Regions from separate parts of the Homo sapiens genome. Here region 1 is linked to region 2. A link is an interaction called in ENCODE POLR2A ChIA-PET data of the cell type or tissue named here. Cell type or tissue: PC-9. All regions are shown on one strand. Each heading gives the region's core, and the rest is flanking DNA. Links, peaks and the distances in the headings are about the cores only.

Region 1 (8,336 bases), core at 174-8,173, 160 kb before region 2:
CACATATGATCAAATGATAACAACTTCATCTTTAATTACATTTAATAATTTTTTAAAGTTAAAATATTTAAGTGTTAGGATCAACTTAAGTAGTAACCAGTATCCCAAAGTTCACACCTAATGCTCACCTCACTAATAACAGTATCAGAAACTAAACTTTCCCTCCCAGGGTGAGGACATAGGTAACTATAGTCACGCACCACATAACGTCTTGGTCAACAGCAGACCACAGAGACAACTGTGGTCCCACAGATACAATACCATATTTTTGCTGTACCTTTTCTATGTTTAGATAAACAAATACTTGCCATTGTGTTCCAACTGCCTACAGTATTCGCTATAGTAACAAGCTACACAGATTTGTAGCCTAGGAGCAACAGGCTGGAAGAAATCGCCTAATGATGCATTTTTTGGAATGTATCCCTGTTGTTAAGTAACGTGTAACAGGACTTCAAATTTTTAAGGATAGAGTCCATAATAACCTCTTCAAGTAGCACTAAGGCTATGAGATTTTTCACTGCCTGCTTTCCCATTAAAAAATAAAACAGGGTGGGAAAATAAGCAATTAGTAAGCTAAACATTAGTACAAATGGCCTTTTCAGAGATCACCAAAACCTCAGGAGGTTTCGTATTAACTCTCTTGACTTAAATCCAATATTCCCACGGTACCTATCAGTGCACTATTTTACTGTCACTAGAGGCAATTGCTGATAAAAAGTAGTGATACAAAAGTACAATTTCAGAAGACTCGAGAAGACAGCTCACATACCCATTAGTGCTTCTATGCAATGTCCTTGAAGTACTCACAGCCCTTACCAACACTCCTCCTCTGGACTCAAGCACTCAGTAGATCCAAACCGGCCTTACGTTAGGAAACAAGGTGACAAGAAGGCTACTTCCACATGAAGGGACAGGACTTTACTTGGTGAGATACAAGACTGGGCTGCCCTCTTCACTGTCCCCAATTTTTAGTAGTTAGTAGCAATTCTAACCTCAATATAGAAAGCACACTTAAAGACAAACATAGTAACATGCTGAAGTATACAAATGGCTAAGTCAGACATTAAAAACCTTACAAAAGATTCTATTTCATAGTAATAGTAACAATCTTAAAAGGATAAAATATTCTTCCTTCTTATCAGAGGCAAAGGCTTTTAGATACGCCACTGGTAGGAAAATAAATTGGTACAACTTTACTGGAGGGCAATTTGGCAAAATGTTATTGAAGAGTTTTAAAAGGTGCAAGGCCTCTGACTCATTTCTGCAACTTCCTGTGAATTATACTTTCAGGAATTTACCCTATGGAAACAGACAAGTACACAAAGGTAAGTACATGCAGTGTTACTTACAACAGCAAAGAATTAGAAGTAAAAGTTATCCCACTGAACTAGTTTAATCATTACGTACCCATAAAATGGAAGAACCACGGCAGGCTTTAAAAATAATTGAGGGCCAGGGGTGGTGGCTCACACCTGTAATCCCAGCACTTTGGGAGGTGGTCAAGGTGGCGATCACTTGAGGTCAGGAGTTCAAGACCAGCCTGGCCAACATGGTGAAACCCCATCTCTATTAAAAATATGAAAATCAGCCAGGTACCTGTAATCCCAGCTACTTGGGAGGCTGAGGCACAAGAATTGCTTGAACCTGGGAGGCAGAAGTTGCAGTGAGCTGAGATTATGCCACTGCACTCCAGCCTGGGTGACAGAGCAAGACTCCATATTTAAAAAAAAAAAAACAAAATTGAGATCTATATGCACATGAAAAGATGTTAAAATTTAAAATTAAAAAAAAAAAAACAAAAAAAACACCAACAGGTTACAGAGCAGCATGACCCCATACTCATTTACTTATCTGCCCCAGAGAGAGGGAGAAAACAAGCTAGAATATGAATGAGAATCCCCACCAAGTTAACAGTAGTCATTTCACGTGGTACTGAATTAAGGATAAACTTAATTTTTTTCTTTATAGTCTTGTATTTTCTGCTTTTTGGGGGAATGAACATACATCATATACATCATTAGAACATGACTTTGTATAGATACAGAAATAAATTAGAATCTATGAAGGAAACAAAGATCTTTCTCGCACACACTCATACACACTTCCCTACTACACAATGTAGAATTCCAATATACTAGTTAGAATAAAGTAAAACTAAAAAAGTGGATGAAAGGCCAGGTGCGGTGGCTCAAGCCTGTAATCTCAGCACTTTAAGAGGCTGAGGCGGGCGGATCATGAGGTCAGGAGATCGAGACCATCCTGGCTAATACGGTGAAACCCCGTCTCAACTAAAAATACAAAAAATTAGCCGGGCGTGGCAGGCGCCTGTAGTCCCAGCTACTGGGGAGGCTGAGGCAGTAGAATGGCATGAACCCAGGAGGTGGAGCTTGCAGTGAGCCGAGATCGTGCCACCGCATGCCAGCCTGGGTGACAGAGCGAGACTCCATCTCGGGGGGGGAAGAAAAAAAGTGGATGAAGTGAGACAGAGCACCTGGAACCATGACCTACTTGTTTCTCCAGAGCAATGAACTAGTGACACTCACAACCACTTGTGTGGATCTCATGGGAATGATGCTGAGTGGAAGAAAGCCCATCTCAAAAGTTTACACACTATATGATTCTATTTATTTAACATTCTTGAAGTAATAAAATGTATAGACTTGGAGAACAGATAAGTGTGATGCAATTGCATAGAGCTATATGCATATCCACACAAACTGTAAAACTGGTGAAATCTGAACAAGCCCTGTGGATTATACCAATGTCAATGCTCTGGTTTTGATATTGTATATAGTTATGTGAGAGGTTACCACTGGGGATATGGGTGAAAGGTACATGGGTTCTCCTGTACTCATTTCAGCAACTTCCTGTGAATTAATTAATTTCAAAATAAACAAAACAAAGTAAGGCAACATAAGACTTCTATAGCGTAAGACCTCTTGCACTCCCCCTCAGTATACCCTTAGGTTGTCTATAAGGCCCTTTTCATTCTACCAAAGCTTGTTTCTCTAGTCTTACTTCCTACCATTCCTCTTTATCTCCACCTCTTAAAGTCACACTGAACTTGTCACTGTTTTCTGAACATGCCATAGGTTGTTTCAAATTCTGTTCCCTTTCACACTTTGCCTGCCAAAAACCTTAAAAATCAGCTTAAACGTCACTTCAAACCTGTCATCTCTGTATCTGTCTCTGACAGACGTAGGAACTGCTTTATCCTCTTGGTTCCCACAGAATTTTATCTGCGCCCCCAAGTCCCTCTATATTATATTATTTACATGTGTATCTCCTCTACTGGATTATATACTTTTTTAAGAACGGGGACAAGGTTTGACTCCTATGCCTATCTGCCCACACAGAGAGGCACTAAAATGTCTGTGGATTCAATCAAACTGGGGATCTCTTGCAAGAGATAATGATGCAAGTAAAGACAGTAGACAACAACAAAGGCAACCATGCATGAGGAAAACGTTAACTCCAATGCGCACCACTGTTAAGTCATCTTTTTAGAAATAATTTTGAAGGGATCTATTTAGCAAAATTTTCCATACCTGTGTTCATTAGTTTACATAACTGAATTGATTCTAACTTACATATAACTAGTTATTGTTAAGAAATGCCTCAAAGAGGCCAGGTGTGGTGGTTCATGCCTGTAATCCCAGCACTTTGGGAGGCCACAGTGGGAGGATCACCAGGTCAGGAGATCAAGACCATCCTGGTCAACATGGGGAAACCATGTCTCTACTAAAAACACAAAAATTAGCTGGGCATGGCAACGCATGCCTGTAATCCCAGCAACTCAGGAGGCTGAGGCAGGAGAACCAGTTGAACCCGGGAGGCGGAGGTTGCGGTGAGCCGAGATCACACCACTACACTCCAGCCTCGCAACAGAGCTAGAGTCTGTTTCAAAAAAAAAAAAAGAAAAAAGAAAAAAAGAAATGCCTTAAAGAGCTCAGATTTGGGGGGAATGATGAGGCTTAAATTATTATTTTTTGTTTTTTTTGAGTTTCTTTAAACCCAATCTTTAACAAAAGAATCATTTTAAACAAGAGTCCTCTAAATATTTACCCATTTATATTTACTGCCTGAAATATCAATTCATTCTACAAGAAGAGATTAAATGACCTTGTTGAAAAAAGAAAGTTCTATATCAAAGTAAATGAAGACCAAGATGTGAAATGGAATCTAAAAGTGAACTGACAGATACTGTTGGTGCCAAGTATTTGATAATAAGAACAATTCTATTATCACATTAATTCCAGTGATAAATGCTTTCTACCTCCCCCAACCCCCACCTCTTTACTAAAGAAAATGTCTGCATAGTCTAAGCTGAATGATCATGGACTAAGGAAAGTCTATTAATAACCTTCTGGTGTCCAAGATTACTGTAAACAAGTTTAGTAACCATGAGTCACTGTTAAATGGCCATGCTATGAAGAGGCTACTCCCTTTCCCCCCTCTTAAAATATGTCAGCAAACTTACTCCTCTCATGAAATGAGTGAATATAGCTATTCAACCCTGTGAACACAAGCATTCATCGTAAGGAAGGGAACCACCTATAAGCTGAGCAAGGCAGCCATACCTCCTTTATACAGCATGTGGTGGGCGAAGAGTGCGTAAATAGTCCCCACATACACCACATCTGTTTGGTTGTTGGCAGTGAAAGACTAAGTCCCACCCCACCCCTGCCCCTAGTTACCTAAAAATAAGGATGGTAACATTAACCGCTTTTTTAAAATGTAAGAAAATTAGTTTTGTATGAATTCTTTTAAAAGAATTAGTCTCCTAAGAGACTAATCTATTTGTATCATACACAATTCTTAATGTGGTAACTATGTACCATATAAAACAAATACAAATACCAACATATAACAAATAAAGGAATAAACACTCAAATGTTATATTTATCATTTTGTCTGTGAGATCACAAGAAATGGATGGAAAAAGCCCAGGGACATAATGAATAAAGTGGAAAAAGGCATAATTTTACCATGGATTTGGCAGAGCTAGGTGTGAATTCCGTCTTTGACTCTAATATAATGAGTCAAAGTAATAAGCCTAGTAAATAACAGCTTTCTTCATCTGGATCACGGGAAACCAGAATCAATTCTATCTCAAAATAAGATGGGGGACTCTATACAAAGGCACCTTGCAAAGTATGGTGGTATATCGATGTAAGGATATGTCAACAGTGCAAAGCTTGAATTCCTTCTAGAATACTTAACTAAGTGGTCACCTAGTCCATGTCAATACCTCTTCAGAAACAGAAAACTTGCTGTCTTCTGAAAAAGTCAGCTTCCACTTACTGTTTTTCCTAATATCAAGACAAAATTGGACTTCTTGTTTTATTTCCACTCATGGGTCTGAATTCTACCTCCTGCCACGATCAGTTCGAATCCTTTTGTTACATTATATGGTCTCCCAAATACATTTTACTAAGAGCAAATCCGCCCTACAACATTACTCTGCTCAAATCTTCTCCCTAGGCTGTACCTCACATCTTGAGGTCATTCAACTGTTCCTCACAGTAGAGTTTTGAATTTCTATGTCAGCCTGGTCACTCCTCTCTTGGCACACTGCAGTTTCTCTACATCCTCAAGTGTGGACTTGCCTATACAGAGTAGAAGATAATCGCTGAATTTCAATAGTGTATTTCAAGTATTGCAATCTAGCCTTCCAATGGCCTTTCTGGGTGCTTTATGGTTTCTAAGCCACATCTGCCCCAGTTGGTACATAAACAGTCTTTTTTTATTCACTACTGAGTTATAAATGACATACAATGAACTCCACATATTTAAAGTACCTAATGTAACACACACACACACACACACACACACACACACACATATATATATATATATACACATACACCCATGAAACCATCAAGATAGTGAACACCTCTGTAACCACCAAAACCGTAACCACCAAAAGCTTTATGCTCCTTTGTGGTTCCCTCCCTCTACCATGCAACCCTTCCCCTAAACATCTTTATCAAAGCTAAAGCAACCACTGATCTGCTTTCTGTAATTATGGATTAGCTTTGTTTTCTAGAGTTTTGTGCAAATAGAATCATATACTATGTGCTCTTTATAGTCTGGCTTCTTTTGTTCAACATAATCACTTTGAGATTCATCCATGCTGTTGTATACAGCAATAGTTTTTTTTTTTTTTTTTTTTTATTGCTGAGTAGTACTCTGTTACATGGATGTACTACAGTTGGTTTATCCACACGTCTGGGCCATTTACAAATAAGGCCGCTATGAACATTTAAGCAAAAGTCTTTTCATGAACATATATTTCTTGTTCTCTTGGGTAAATACTTAAATGGCTAGATCATATGGTTGGTTCGAGTTTGGTTTAAAAAGCTGCCAAACTAGGCCAGGCGTGGTGTCTCACGCCTGTAATCCCAGCACTTTGGGAGGCCGAAGCAGGCAGATCACGAGGTCAGGAGATCGACACCATCCTGGCTAACACGGTGAAACCCCGTCTCTACTAAAAAATACAAAAAATTAGCCAGGCGTCTTGGTGGGCACCTGTAGTCCCAGCTACTTGGGAGGCTGAGGCAGGAGAATGGTGTGAACCAGGGAGGTGGAGCTTGCAGTGAGCCGAGACTGTGCCACTGCACTCCAGCCTGGGCAACAGAGTGAGACTTCGTCTCAAAAAAAAAAAAAAACCTGCCAAACTATTTTCCAAAGTAGTCATACCATCTTATATTCCCACAAGCAGTTCCAGCTGCTCTGTATCCTTGCCAACATTTGGTATAGTCAATATTTTCCATTTTAGCCACTCTAATAGCTGTGTAGTGGAATCTCCTTATGGTTTTACTACACAATTTCCTAATGATTAACATCTTTTCAAGGGCTTATTTGACATCTGCCTATCTCCTTTGGTGAAATGCATATATGAGTATCTTGCCCACTCTTAACTGGATTGTTTCTAACTGTTAAATTCTGAGAATTCTTTATATATTCTAGATGCAGTCTTTTATCAGATATATGCTTTGCAGACTTTCTTCCAGTTTGTGGTTTGTCTTTTTCATTCTTCTAACAGTGTCTTCTGAAGAGCAGGTTTTAATTTTTATGAATTCCATTTATCATTTTTTTTAAAATGAATTGTGCTTTTTGCATAACATCCAAAAATTATTTGCCTAACCCAAGGTCACAAAGATTTTCTTCTGGCAACTTTATAATTTTAGGTCTTACATTTGGCTATGTGATCCATTTTGAGTTAATTTTTAAATATGGTATGAGGTCTGAGTCCTATCTTTCTGCCTACTAAATAGTTTCAGCACCAATTGTTGAAACAACTACCTTCTTTCTGCACAACTGCATTTATGCCTTTGTCAAAAATCAATGTTCCATACATGTGTAGGTCTATTTCTGCACCCCAATCTGTTCCATTAATATATCTATCTTTGCACTGACACCACACTGTTTTAACAACCGTAGCTTTTTAAGTCTAGAAATCAGACAGTGTGAGCCCTCCAACTTTGTTTTAATTAGTTATTTTGATTACTCCAGGTCTTTTGCACTTCCATTCAAATTTTAGAACAAACTCTTTGATTTAAAAATCCTGCTGGAATTGCACAGAATCTCTAGATACATCTGGAGAGAAGTGACATTTTAACAATATTGAGTTTCCCAACCCATGAACAACATGTATCTCCTGCTTATTTGGGCTAATTTCTCTTAGCAGTATCTTGCAGGTTTCAGTGTACAACTCTTTCACTTCCTTTGTCAGATTTATCCCTATTTCATGTTTTTATGCTATTCTAAATGGTATTTTTAGCATTTCATATTTTTTGATGCTATTCTAAATGCTAGTTTTTTTCTTTTTCTTTTTTTCCATTCTTTTTTCCCAATTACACCTAACACTCTTGAATACAAGGTATTTTTAAATTTCAATTTTGGACTGTTCATTGCTACTATACAGAAATACAACTGATTTCTGTATATTGACCTTATAACCTGTGACTCGCTAAACTTATTTACTAGTCTACTAGTTGTGTAGATTCCTTCAGTTTTTCTATGTAGATGATCATGTCATTTACAAATCAAAAGTTTTACTGCTTTCTTTTCAATCTGAATGCCTTTAATTTATTTTTATTGCCTGACTGCATAGGCTAGAACCTCCAAGTACGAAGTTGAATAGTTGTGGTGAAAGTAGATATCCCTGTCGTCTTCTTGATCTCAGAGATAACATGACTTAGCCTTTCACCATATGTATAATGCTAGCTGTAGGATTTTTGCAGATGCCCTTTATCAGCTTGAGAAAATTCCCTTCCTCTATTTCTAGTTTGCTGAGATTATTTTTTTTATCAGGAATAGATGCTGGTTTT
Region 2 (8,336 bases), core at 37-8,036:
TGAATTTGATCCTGTCATTATGATGTTAGCTGGTTATTTTGCCCGTTAATTGATGCAGTTTCTTCATAGCGTCGATAGTCTTTACCATTTGTCATGTTTTTGCAGTGGCTGGTACTGGTTGTTGCCTTCCATGTTTAGTGCTTTCTTCAGAAGCTCTTGTAAGGCAGGCCTGGTGGTGACAAAATCTCTCAGCATTTGCTTGTCTGTAAAGGATTTTATTTCTCCTTTGCTTATGAAGCTTAGTTTGGCTGGATATGAGATTCTGGTTTGAAAATTGTTTTTTTTTTTTTTTAAGAATGTTGAATATTGGCCCCCACTGTCTTTTGGCTTGTAGGGTTTCAGCCGAGAGATCCACTCTTAGTCTGATGGGCTTCCCTTTGTGGGTAACCCAGCCTTTCTCTCTGGCTGCCCTTAACTTTTTTTCCTTCATTTCAACCTTGGTGAATCTGACAATTATGTGTCTCGGGGTTGCTCTTCTGGAGGAGTATCTTTGTGGTGTTCTCTGTATTTCCTGAATTTGAATGTTGGCCTGCCTTGCTAGGTTAGGGAAGTTCTCCTGGATAATATCCTGAAGAGTGTTTTTTAACTTGGTTCCCTTCTCCCTGTCACTTTCCAGTACAGTAATCAAATGTATATTTGGTCTTTTCACATAGTCTCATATTTCTTGGAGGCTTTATTCGTTTGTCTTCACTCATTTTTCTCTAATCTTGTCTTCTTGCTTTATTTCATTAATTTGATCTTCAATCACTGATATCCTTTCTTCCATTTGATCGAATCAGCTATTGAAGCTTGTGCATGCATCACGAAGTTCTCGTGCCATGGTTTTCAGCTCCATCAGGTCATTTAAGGTATTCTCTAGTATTTATTCTAGTTAGCCATTCATCTAACCTTTTTTCAAGGTTTTTAGCTTCCTTGCAATGGGTTAGAACACGCTCCTTTAGCTTGGAGAAGTTTGTTATTACTGACCTTCTAAAGCCTACTTCTGTCAACTCTTCAAAATCATTCCCTGTCCAGTTTTGTTCCCTTGCTAGCGAGGAGCTGCGATCCTTTGGAGGAGAAGAGGCGCTCTGTTTTTTGGAATTTTTAGCTTTTTTGCTCTGGTTTCTCCCCATCTTTGTGGTTTTATCTACCTTTGGTCTTTGATGTTGGTGACCTACAGATGGGGTTTTGGTGTGCATGTCCTTTGTGTTGATGTTGATGCTATTTTTTTCATTTGTTAGTTTTCCTTCTAACAATCAGACCCCTCAGCTGCAGGTGTGTTGGAGTTTGCTGGAGGTCCACTCCAGGCCCTGTTTGCCTGGGTATCACCAGCAGAGGCTGCAGAACAGCAAATATTGCTGCCTGATCCTTCCTCTGGAAGCTTTGTCCCAGAGGGGCACCCGCCTGTTTGAGGTGTCTGTTGGCCCCTACTGGGAGGTGTTCCCCAGTCAGGCTACATGGGGGTCAGGGACCTAACTGAGGAGGTAGTCTGTCTGTTCTTGGTGTTCAAATGCCATGCTGTGAGAACCACTGCTTTCTTCAGAGCTGTCACACAGGGACATTTAAGCCTGCAGAAGCTGTCTGCTGCCTTTTGTTCTATTATGCCATGCCCCCGGAGGTGGAATCTATAGAGGCAGTAGGCCTTGCTGAGCTGAGGTGGGCTCCGCCCGGTTCATGTTTCCAGGCCTCTTTGTTTATACTGTGAGCTAGTCAAGCCTCAGCAATGACGGACTCCCCTCCGCTCGTCCAGCTACAGCATCGCAGGTTGATCTCACACTGTTGTGCTAGCAGTGAGCAAGGCTCTGTTGGCATGGGACCCGCTGAGCCAGGCATGGGAGGGTATCTGCTGGTTTGCCAGTTGCTAGGACTGTGGGCATAGTGCAGTATTTGGTCAGAAGTATACCATTTCTCCAGGTACAGTCTGTCATATGGCTTCCCTTGGCTAGGAAGGAGAAATCCCCCAACCCCTTGCACTTCCCAGGTGAGGCGACACCCTGCCCTGCATCAGCTCACCCTCCATGGGCTGTATCCACTGTCCAACCAGTCCCAGTGAGATGAACCAGGTACCTCAGTTGGAAATGCAGACATCAACCGTCTTCTGCATTGATCTCGCTAGGGGCTGCAGACTGGAGCTGTTGCTATTTGGCCATCTTGGAAGTGACCTTCTCTTCTCTTCTCTTCTCTTCTCTTCTCTTCTCTTCTCTTCTCTTCTCTTCTCTTCTCTTCTCTTCTCTTCTCCCCTCCCCTCCCCTCCCGTCCTCTCCCCTCCTCTCCTCTCCCCTCCCCTCCCCTCCCTTTCCTTTCTCTTTTTTTCTTTCTCTCTCTTCCTTTCCTTTCCCTTTCTTTCTTCCTTTGTTTCCCCTTCATTTCCTTCCTTCCTTCCTTACCTCCCTCCGTCCCTCCTTCCTTCCCTCCCTCCCTCCCTTCTCTTTCTCTCTCTTTCTTTCCTTTCTCTCTCTCTCTCTTCCTTCTCCTTTCCTTTCCTTTCCCTTCCCTTCTCTTCCTTCTCTTTTCTTCTCTTTCTCTTTCTTCTGGGCTTCACTCTTTTGACCAGACTGGAGTGCAGTGGCATGATCACAGCTCACTGAAACCTGCCTCCCAGCCTCAAGCAATCCTCCCACCTCAGCCTCCTGAGTAGCTGGGCCACAGTTGTGAACTGCCATGCCAAGCTAATTTTTGTATTTTTTGTAGAGACAGGGTTTTGCCATGTTGTCCAGGATGGTGTTGAGCTCCTGGACTCAAGAAATCTGCCTGCCTCGGCCTCCTAAAGTGCTGGGATTACAGGTGTGAGCCACTGCAGCCAGCCAAAAAATCTCTTCTTATAAGAAGAAAGAGTGTAAATGGGTTGAGAATGACAATTGCAAAAGGAGTCACTGGGTGTCATATTGAAATGACTTCACAGTTTGGGCTGCAAGTGTTTTGATGGTGTCTCTGGTCAATATGTCTGTCTTAGCCATGACCTGGAAAGTTCTCTAACTTAAGAGTTTAAGACAACAAGTCCAGGCGCAGTGGCTCATGTCTGTAATCCCAGCACTTTGGGAAGCTGAAGTGGGCAGATCACTTGAGGCCAGGAGTTCAAGACCATCCTGGCCAACATGGTGAAACCTTGTCTCTACTAAAAATACAAAAATTAGCTGGGCATGGTGGCAGGCACCTGTAGCTCCAGCTACTTGGGACGCTGAGGTGGGAGGATTGCTTGAACCCGGGAGGCGGAGGTTGCGGTGAGCTGAGATCACGCACTCCAGCCTGGGTGACAGAGTGAGACTCTGTCTCAAAAAAAAAAAAAAAAAAGACAACAGAAAATTAATAGATATAGGAAGCCCCAAGATGAACTTCTGATTTCTGATTCTTCTTGAGTCAAAACTCACCTGAGCAGGGCTTTGGAATAGTTACTTCTCTGGTCCCACCTGGATTTCTCTTTCATTCTGTTCCAGTTCAGCCCATTTGGTTCCAGGTGTCCTACAGAGATGCTGCCCTGCCCTGTGTAGCTGGGAACTCCCTAACTCAATGTTCAATGGCAGGAACATTTCAGTCTCTGTGCCTGCAGCTGTTCCAAGTTAAATAAAACCCTTTTTCAGCTGTGATGGAGAGTACTTTGCTCTAGTGCTTTCTGCAAAAATACTTGTTGCCAGTTATTTATAAGTTTGGAAATGAAATGATTTTTTTTTCTTTTTTCTTTTTTTTCCAGACGGAGTCTCGCTCTGTCACCCAGGCTTGAGTGCAGTGGCGCCATCTCAGCTCACTGCAACCTCCACCACCCGGGCTCAAGAGATTCTCCTGCCTCAGCGTCCTTAGTAGCTGGGATTATGGGCATGTGCCATCACGCCCGGCTAATTTTTGTGTTTTTAGTGGAGACAAAGTTTCACCATATTGGCCAGGCTGGTCTTGAACTCCTGACCTCAGATGATCCGCCCGCCTCGGTCTCCCAAAGTGCTGGGATTACAGGCGTGAGCCACCCCGCCCGGCTAAGGGAATTCCTTTCTTATGATGTGTGTTTATTACACACAAATATAAAGGGCATTAAACTTCCTGTGTAACTCCCTTAAGCTTCTTCCCTAAGGCTTGGAGATTTTCTCTTTTAGCATTTTACTCTTGTGAGCTGTTAAAGTCCCCTGGCAACTTTATGAACTGATTAAACACTCTCTTCAACTTTTCATTTCTTCTCCAAACAACAGTGAAAATGGAAATAATGGCAAAAATAGTTACCATTTATAGAGTACTTACCACAGGCCAAGAATTCTGTTCTTTTCACATACTTTTAAAAATTTATCTTTCAGAAAAATGCTATAGTTATTTATATTCTCATATAAGGAAACAAGCATGCAGAAAGTAATGTACCCTAGGCCAGGTGTGGTGACTCACACCTCTAATCCCAGCACTCTGGGAGGCCGAGGTGGGCGACTCACCTGAGGTCAGGAGTTTGAGACCAGCGTGACCAACATGGAGAAACCCCATCTCTACTAAAAATACAAAAATTAGCTGGGCGTGGTGGTGTGCACCTGTAATCCCAGCTACTTGGGAGGCTGAGGCAGGAGAATTGCTTGAACCCAGGAGGTGGATGTTGCAGTGAGCTGAGGTAGCACGATGACACTCTAGCCTGGGCAACTGAATGAGACTCCATTTCAAAAAAACAAAACAAAACAAAACAAAAACCACACACACTCACAAAAATGAAAGTAATGTGCCCTAGGCCACTCAAAGTAAATGACAGTTTTAGAAATCCAACCAATGGCTGCCTGACTCCAAGGTGCCTTGATTCTAACCTCAGTAAATTTTCAGATCTGTCTCTTCCAGGGCTCACTGCAGCCAGAATACTTTCTGAGCTGGAGCGATAGTGACCAGAGCCAAATTCACCTTCATTGTAATGAAATTAAGTCAAGGGCTAGTGTTGCCCAGTGGATGGAGGATTTCCGCCTTCAGATAGCAAGCGCTCTAATGACCTCTGTTTCACTGATCAGTGCCCATCGAGGTTGCCTCTTTAAAAATTATTTACAGGGGCCGGGCGTGGTGGCTCATGCCTGTAATCCCAGCACTTTGGGAGGCCGAGGCAGGTGGATCATGGGGTCAGGTGATTGATACCATCCTGGCTAACATGGTGAAACCATGTCTCTACTAAAAATACAAAAAAAATTAGCTGGGCATGGTGGCCGGCACCTGTAGTCCCAGCTACTCGGGAGGCTGAGGCAGGAGAATGGCATGAACCCGGGAGGCGGAGCTGGCAGTGAGCTGAGACTGCGCCACTGCACTCTAGCCTGGGTGACAGAGCGAGACTCCATCTCAAAAAAAAAAAAAAAATTATTTACAGGGGCCAGGTGCGGTGGCTCATGCCTGTAATCCTAGCACTTTGGGAGGCCGAGGCAGGCAGATCACCTGAGGTCAGGAGTTCGAGATCAGCCTGGCCAATGTAGTGAAACCCCCTTTCTACTAAAAATACGAAAAAAAATTAGCCAGTCATGGTGACTGGTGCCTGTAATCCCAGCGACTCTGGAGGCTGAGGCAGGAGAATTGCTTGAACCCAGAAGGGGGAGGTTGCAGTGAGCCGAGATCTCGCCACTGCACTCCCACCTTGGTGACAGAGTGAAACTCCATCTCAAGAAGAAAAAAAAAAATTATTTACAGGGAGGTCCAAGAGATATCCAGCATCATGGAAAGAATTTATTGCTCTGCATTAGATAGTCTCAGATGACTAATGCCAGTGAAATGGATGCATCTCATGATGATGAATTTTTTTTTTTTTTTTTTTTGAGATGGAGTCTCGCTCTGTCGCCCAGGCTGGGGTGCAGTGGCGCAAGCTCTGCTCACTGTAAGCTCTGCCTCCCAGGTTCACACCATTCTCCTGCCTCAGCCTCCCGAGTAGCTGAGTAGCTGGGACTACAGGCGTCCGCCACCATGCCCGGCTAATTTTTTGTATTTTTTAATAGAGACGGGGTTTCACAGTGTTAGCCAGGATGGTCTCAATCTCATGACCTCGTGATCCACCCACCTCAGCCTTCCAAAGTGCTGGGACTACAGGCGTGAGCCACTGCGCCCGGCCAATGATGATGATTTTTTTTAGGTGGAGCTTATTTCTTGACTTTGTAACCAAAATGTCAGAATCTTAGACTTTTCTTAAAAGATGTTTTTATTCCTCTGGTGGGTACAAGGAGCCATCTTTCCTGGTTACACTCTGCTTGTAATGAAAAGCCCTTTTCTCAAAACTTGACTAGACTCCAGATGTACCTTCTTCTTTGGGAACTTGAAAGAAATGCAAATTCTTTGGCCTCGAACCAGATGTACTGAATCTGAGACTTAGGGGGCGGGGCCCCACAATCTGTGTTTTGAGAAGCCCTCCAGGTGAGTGAGCTGTGCGCTCAAGTTTGAGAAGCACAGGGTGTAGTCACTCACACAGCTCCTCTTGCCCACTCACCCTCCCAGGCAACGTCAGCCACCCCCGAGGCTTCAGTGGCTTCCAGATCTGATCTGCAGCCCAGGCTGCCTTTCTTTTTTTTTTTTTTTTTTTGAGACGGAGTCTCACTCTGTCGCCCAGGCTGGAGTGCAATGGCACGATCTCGGCTCACTGCAACCTCCGCCTCCTGGGTTCAAGCAATTCTCCTGCCTCAGCCTCCAGAGTCGCTGGGATTACAGGCCTGTGCCACCACACCCGGCTAATTTTGTATTTTTAATAGAAACTGGGTTTCTTCATGTTGGTCAGGCTGGTCTCAAACTCCTGACCTCAGGTGATCTGCCCGCCTCGTCCTCCCAAAGTGCTGGGATTACAGGCGTGAGCCACCGCGCCCGACCCGGGCTGGCTTTCTGAGCTGTAGACTTATTATAAACACCTGTCCAATGACACTGCTACTTGGATATGTCACAAGGACCTCAAATTCAGCATCTTAGTAAGTATTTATGTTTCAACTTAAGTGGTGTTTTCTCATTGGACTAGGTTTGTCTGACTTGCCATCTCTGCTATTACCCTGTATTAAAATTCCTTATGTAAACTATGCGTTCCACCACACCAGGAGCTCCGTGAAGGCAGGGATGGGATCGGTTTAGGTATGGCTCACTTAGGATCACAGCTAATATTAACTGTGTGAATGAATGAAAGCTCCTGTATTCTCTCTACCAGAGGTAGACAAATTGTGGTCCATATGCCAAATCCAGCCCATGGCCTGTTTTGTAAATAAAGTTTTATTGGAACACGGCCGTGCCCATTTATTCATATGTGGTCTAAGGCTGCTTTTGCGCTACAGTGGCAGAGTTGAGTAGTTGCTACAGAAACTTTACGACCTGCAAAGTCTAAAATATTTACTATCTGGTCCTGTATAGAAAAAGTTTGCTCCAAGGGCCTCCCTGATATGTCTCCAGGAAGGCCAGGCCCAGGTACTCTTCTGTGTTGTGATTACACTGAACTCTCTAGAATGCCAGCCTGGCTTGCCAGGACTTCAAGCTGCCTCCTAGCTAGCAGAAATGCACCTGAGCAAAACCCAGTTTTATAGGGGAAAAACTACTGAGGGGCTCAGAACTTATAAAGGAGCTTTGGCATTTACATAAACCCCATTTCCAGAGAGGAGAAGGCTGGAGACTAATGGCCCAGTTCCTTAACACATCAAGTCCACACACTTTAATGTATACATTTTCAAGAAGAATTAACAGATTACTGAGATTACCAGATGCGGTGGTGCATGCCTGTAATCCCAGCACTTTGGGAGGCCTAGGCGGGTGGATCACCTGAGGTTAGGAGTTTGAGACCAGCCTGGCCAACATGGTGAAACCCCGTCTCTACTAAAAATACAAAAATTAGCCGGGTGTGGTGGTGGGCACCTGTAATCCCAGCTACTCGAGAGGCTGAGGCAGGAGAATTGCTTGAACCCCGGAGACGGAGGTTGCAGTGAGCCGAGATTGCGCCACTGCACTCCAGCCTGGGTGACAAAGTGAGACTCCATCTCAAAATAAAATAAAATAAAATAAAATAAAATAAAATAAAATAAAATAAAATAAAATAAAATAAAATAATATCAAATAAAATAAAAGAGATGACTGAGTATTCCTTCAATGCAGTGGTTGCTATGTAATTTTGATTAACTTTATTAGCCAGGGTATTTTACAACTCTAAGAGGTAGAGGTTAACTTGCAGAAAAGGAATAATAATATGAAGATTCTTATTTGAAGGTTTTGTAAATGATTCTAGCCCATAACAATGAAAATGCATTTTGCATTGGAGAGATATAATTTTTTACTGTCTTGTAGAAAAGATGATTTATATAGTTTGTTGTGTAGTAGTATATTAACCAGCTTTGCATATATTAGCAAATTTGTTTCAGCATTCCTTTGACTGGACTGACAATGTAAATCTCAATTCTTCAAGTTCTCCTTTGAAC

The links. ChIA-PET counts read pairs that join two places held together with the same protein. Peaks named below come from ENCODE experiments on the same cell type or tissue, not always from the same donor. Only the 100,000 strongest peaks of a DNase experiment are listed, where the experiment ranks them.
Region 1: POLR2A ChIA-PET joins it to region 2 with 16 read pairs; 4 of 35 experiments call an interaction of 5 or more read pairs at or near these places.

The regions. Positions count from the first base shown.
Region 1 is chr2:230,770,823-230,779,158 of GRCh38, reverse strand. The region is part of intron 2 of CAB39 (calcium binding protein 39); the gene reads right to left. Among named protein-coding and RNA genes, the nearest start is that of CAB39, 62 kb to the right of the region's middle. RefSeq lists an enhancer at 4,271-4,565. In PC-9, for the core only: no CTCF peak of the experiment used is centred there; DNase peaks (open chromatin) are centred at 348, 1,298 and 4,418; H3K4me3 peaks cover 560 bases; H3K27ac peaks cover 5,393 bases.
Region 2 is chr2:230,613,063-230,621,398 of GRCh38, reverse strand. No RefSeq gene overlaps it. Among named protein-coding and RNA genes, the nearest start is that of LINC01907, 83 kb to the left of the region's middle. RefSeq lists an enhancer at 6,094-6,213. In PC-9, for the core only: no CTCF peak of the experiment used is centred there; DNase peaks (open chromatin) are centred at 4,008 and 4,326; H3K27ac peaks cover 2,284 bases.